Linked DNA regions of Homo sapiens: region 1 is linked to region 2. A link is a contact called in ENCODE Hi-C data. All regions are on one chromosome and are shown on one strand. Each heading gives the region's core, a stretch centred on a gene start or an enhancer-like site at or near the end of the contact. The rest is flanking DNA. Distances are from core to core; before and after follow the strand shown.

Region 1 (2,700 bases), core at 171-2,670, 350 kb before region 2:
TTTTTATTTTCTACATTGAATTCTTACTCTTATCTGATTTCCTGTTAGTTTACTTCTACATTTTCTGTTAGACCATAAGCAGGGCTGTGCATTGCCCAACTCCAGGCAGACCCCTCACATTGTTGTCTATGTGGATGTTGTTCCTGGAGTGAGACAGGGTAAACCTGCCAGCCTCACACAGTGAGCTTGGTAACAGAAGCTCCTGGTAAATGCTGTTATTCCTAGTACCTAAAACAGTGCCTGACACACAGCAGGTGCTCCAAATATATTGCTAGAAAATGAACTCTTAAATTTAATGGTTTCTAGAGGCCTAGGGGAGCTAGAGAATGTATTTTAGCTGTAATCTTTTCCATTTCTATTGCTCTGGTGTGTTCCTCCAAAGAAAACCTATATTTAAAATAGTAAATATGACTAAATTTCTGATATAAATTACAAAGAAAGGAATCAATCATTTACCTGAATTGCTTAAGAAATTGCTTAAGGCTAATATGCTCATGTTACTGATAGTTTAATTTTAATGATTATAGGAAGAATTTTTTAAAAATCTTTTTCATTAACATTTGTATTTGTATATTAATCATAAATAACTAATGTGCTACCAGTATGGGATATTACCCATCTCTATAAATCTTTTGGGATAAGACCACTTTGCTAGGTAGATTAGATTTCACAATAATTTATATGAGTCTTTGAACTGAAAAATATTCCTCATTCTCAAACATTAAATATGCTGATGAGAAGTCATAACACATTTTATTTAAAAGGAAATATAACATTTTCTTCCAAAAATTCAAGCAAACGCAATCATATAGATAAATGAAGAAAATCTGAATTTGTGAACTAAAAATTAAGATGACCAGGATTATAAAATTTAAAATAGATTCTCCATCATATATCATACATTTATTCAGTTTTAGTATAAAGATCCTGCATAGGAAGTATTTAAACACTGCAGGGTTAGGTTTTCCTCACTGTGACTCATCTTTGGACTCAAGGATGAATGTACACGAGAGCTTTGGTCAGATTAGGTGAACGTGGTCTATTTGATTAGTAATTGATCCTGCGTGCATGTCACATTCCCTGGAATTGATAACAACCACAAAAAAGCCAACCCCTTTGCCTTCAAACCCACCTATGAAATAAAAATGCTGCAGCTAGTGTGTTTTTTAAAAATAGACATTTTATTACACTGCAGCGTTTCCTCCTTTTTCTCTGTGGTATCATTTGAAGTCTGTTTTTTAAAACAGAAGTTGAACAAATGAATCCTTCTGTCCTCACTTTCAGTTGTCAGCAGTGCTTCAGTGTGAGATGAAATAAATTGCCAAGCCCTTTCATCTTCTATAATCAGCTCTGCACAGCTGAGTACACCCACAGCCCTGCATGCCGCCTCTGCCAGCGCTGATTCTATGTGGAACAGGAAGTCTTTGTTAGTGCCACATTTCCAACGCTCTACACAGGAGTGGGTTTATTTTGCTTCCCTCCTTCCTTTCTTGCTCCCTTGCCTCTTCCACCTCCTTTCTCCCTGCCTGCACAGCTGACGTGCAGTTCATTTCCTGTAGGAAAGAAGTTTGGGGGGATTGACATTATTTTTTTTAAAAAGATATGTCTGAGGTAGGTTTTTTCCATCCTGCAACACAATCATGCGTATCATTCCTTTAGTCATGTACAAATTGATGAGCATTACAAATGGGAAGTTATTTGGAGAAGTCCTAAACAATGCCTTTACTAGGTCAAGATGTTATTTTATTTTGTTTTGCTTTATTTTATTTTACTTATTTTATTTTATTTTTTAGAGACAGAGTCTCACTCTGTCACCCAGGCTGGAGTGCAGCGGTGCGATCTTGGCTCAGTCTCCCAAGTAGCTGGGATTACAGGCTCATGCCACCACTCGTGGCTAATTTTTGTATTTTTACAAAATTTCACCATGTTGGCCAGGCTAGTCTCCATTTCCTGGCCTCATGTGATCCGCTCGCCTTGGCCTCCCAAAATGCTGGGATTACAGGTGTGAGCCACCATGCCTGGCCCAAATGCTTTATTTTTAAAAGCAGAGAAGCAGCACATTTATAACACCAAGGATATCCACAGAGATTTACTTATCACATTCCAGGTTTTATATTTCTAGCACCCAAACTACGTGGACTTCTATTAGGGAACAAAGCAGGGCATAACAGGTTGGTGTAGGGGCTACAAACAAATATCTGCTAGTTATTGCTAGTTTTCATTGTTCTTGTTTTCTGCCATGAACCCGAGTTCCTTTCAAGATCGTCCTTCCTTTAGTCCATGTACTTCTGGTGGGGCTACCAGTCCCTGATTTCTCCTTTTCTGCATCTTCTTCCTCCTTATCCCCACTACCATCATTCTGCTCTTCATCATAGTTGTCAGCACGGTGGTTATTAGGTGTCAGGTGCTAGTCTTAATGCCTTACATGTATAAACTCAGTTTAATCCGTTTGGCACAGTTTGGCTAAATGATTTGCCTAATGTCACGCAGCTAGTTAAGTGGTGAAAGTGAGATCCAAACCTGGGTATTGTGTCTCCAGACTTCTGTTCTTATCTAGTTCACAATAGTGCTGCTCTAAGGGTGGGCAGATGACTTACTTGTACCCTACCTGCCTGGAAACAAAGATTAGTCCAAGGCTGGGCACATGGTCCAAGAGAAGGGAGATGGTATGGGTAGAAGTTGCACATTTTGTCTTTCTGC
Region 2 (2,727 bases), core at 61-2,560:
AGAACACATTCTTTTGGGGCCAGAATAGAGATAACAGCTATTAAATATTCTTTCATAGGATGAGCCAGATAAAATATATGAAGATTTATAGATACAGATAAAGATATAGAAATATCTGTAATTCAGTCAATAACCAACAATATTTAAAATAGCTGAGCAATACCAGCAGGAAAAGAACGGTGTGAAGGAGTGCTAAGGGAAGGTGCAAGATTGGTAGGGTTTATATGGGGGAGGGGGTGCTGCTTTAATTGGATTTTGTTTTCCATAGCTAATCAGAGAGGTCACATGCAAAATCTTTTCGTAAGTGTTAACCCATGGTCTCCCACCGCAGTAAGCTGGGAAAAAAGAACTACACCTATTTACAATGTGTTTTCCATAAGCAAGGCAAATCTGAAATTGTGAGGTTGGGTACATGGGGCTTTTACATAGGCAGTGAGCCTGCTGTCGGAGCCATCTTCATACCAGCCAAATCAGCCTCAAAGACAAAAAGAGAAAATGGAATGTGAAAAGACAAAAGTGACCAGCCTCTCAGCTCCCAAAGGGACCCTCCAAATAGCACAGCAACGGCAGCACTGTAACCTTCCTTGGCTGTCACAGGATCCTGTGAATAAAGAAAGTGACAAGCAAAACTAATTTGAGGCGGCAGTTGATGAACATTTGCCCATGTAAAAGCCACCACCAAGTGTTTCCTTTCCCAAGGACCTTAGAAAAAAAAAAAAAAACTAGGGTTCACTACCGGCTTCCTGTTTATTAGTGGGACTCAAAATGCAGAATATAAATGCATGTGCTGTCACACACGCATACACACACACACATTGTGAAATGGAGCGCTATCTTAACTCTGACATTTTATGTCTTTTCTGTATATGTAAGTGATATATAATACACGCATACATAAGTTAAAATGCCAAATTGGAAAGAGTCTGCTCAATCATGTCTTATGACATGATACTTCCTGGGAATAAAGCTTTCAGAATGTGACAATCAGACACGGTAATTAAAAATTAATACTGAAGCAGGTGTAGCAATATTTAGCATGTGTGCAGTGGAAGGTTGTAGAAGAGGTCAGTCACATGGTCTGCAAAATAGTCCAACTCTGTTGAAATCCCCGGCCCTAACCTCACCCTTTGCTTTGAAAATAATTCTTTAGCTGGTCAGCAGCATCTCAGTGTTTTCACTGACTTCAGAGGCAAAAGGCAAACATTTGCAGACACACCCTTGTCCCTCCATGAGGCCTGCAGTCCTTTCAGCTTTCTTTCCTGCTTCGCACATGAAAGAATGCCACCAGTCATATGACCCGATAATGACTGACTTCCATGCCACCCTCATCCAAGCAGAGTGACACCGGGGTCACAGGAGGTGCTTTTGCTGGGATGACAGCTCTCTGGCCAGTCAACCTCTCTCTTGATTTTTCCAGGACTATTATTTGGAGCAGTAGCAACAGAGCCAGAAAGAGAGAAAGAGACTTCAGATGATAAAAAAGTAATAATAATAACGAGAGTTATCAGGGAGAGAGAGAGAGAAAATAAAAGAGAGAGAGGAGGAAGCTGCTTCTATCTGAAATGTTCAGACATGCTGAAGTAATCATCCTGGCAACATGTTAGCAAAACATTAGAAACACTTTAGTAAGCAAATAATTTAATTACAGCCTTCTCGGAGGCAGTTTATATTGCTTGACCCCTGACCTCTTATATTGCTGTACCTAAACTCAGCCCGGAATTCACACTTCCTATTCTTGTCACAGAATCTCTCCATCTTGTACCATTTAATATAGTGTGCTCCAGGTGTTCTGTGGTGAATGAATAGTTATATTACTACCTGTCAGACACAATCACACTCTATTCATCATTCTCGCCTGGCTGCATGAGGCCCAGCTTCCAGCAGGCTCCCTCTCTATTTCCTTGTTCAAACGTCTGCGGTGCTTTTGGCCCATCTGTCAAGCCTGTCATTTAGAGGGAAAACAGTATCAGCGCTTTAAATATATGGAGTTCTCTATTGAAACAGTGCTGTGATTGAACTGTCAGCATTCTCAGTATCACAGACAGTAATTCATGACTGGTCAGGTCTCCACTGAGGTTGCTATTACTACGGTGACCCTGAAGGGTCACGCTGAGGGTTTTTGCTTTACAGTTTGGTCTATAAATAGTGCAATTAACCTTTCAAGAATTACAAAATGCTCTTGAATTCTCTTTATATTTGCTTCGTGCTTGCATAGTTTAAAGCAAGAGGAAGAAGAAAGAGAAAAAAAACTCTACAAAATTGCTGAAATATGTGCCATATGAGTAGAAATATACATATATATATATATATTGTTTTGAGAGTGAGCACTTCAAATGCATGAATATATTTTAAGCCATCGTTTGCTGTTTTGGAGCAAGATAACATATGCTGAGATTTCTGCTGAAATTAAAAGGTTTCTGAATCCGAAATAAAATATGATGGATGTGAATGAAAGGACTTCTGTTCATCCTTATGGAAAGGAAGTGAAGGTTTTCAGTTCTCCAAATTGTTACCTTTCAAAAACAGAGGGTTTCTCACTGTTTCCAGCCCCAATTTCTCAAGCAAAACACCTGCATTCCCAACTAAGCCCAGGGAAAACACTCTCAGGAGCCAAATGCTATCTCTAATCTTAGAACACAATCCCCAAAAGAAATAGAATGTTGGATGCTGATCAGGCCTCTGATGACTCCCTTGCATTTGAAAGCCTCACAGCACAGAAAGAGATTT

What was found. Hi-C counts contacts between places; a loop is a spot of excess contacts on that map. Pooled maps may share reads with other maps.
Region 1: a map of posterior cingulate gyrus shows a loop between it and region 2 (5-fold over the local background). The contact joins two enhancer-like sites. A Hi-C loop is called at or near these places in 2 of 168 maps with a recorded cell type or tissue (Right ventricle myocardium inferior and posterior cingulate gyrus) and 4 of 50 pooled maps.

What each region holds. Positions count from the first base shown.
Region 1 is chr5:124,161,656-124,164,355 of GRCh38, reverse strand. All of the region lies in intron 4 of LINC01170 (long intergenic non-protein coding RNA 1170), which reads left to right. Among named protein-coding and RNA genes, the nearest start is that of LINC01170, 280 kb to the left of the region's middle. Within about 2 kb of position 1,420, at least 5 of the 41 ENCODE cell types and tissues checked have a DNase peak (open chromatin) inside an H3K27ac peak, as active enhancers do.
Region 2 is chr5:123,808,939-123,811,665 of GRCh38, reverse strand. No RefSeq gene overlaps it. Among named protein-coding and RNA genes, the nearest start is that of CSNK1G3, 300 kb to the right of the region's middle. Within about 2 kb of position 1,310, at least 4 of the 41 ENCODE cell types and tissues checked have a DNase peak (open chromatin) inside an H3K27ac peak, as active enhancers do.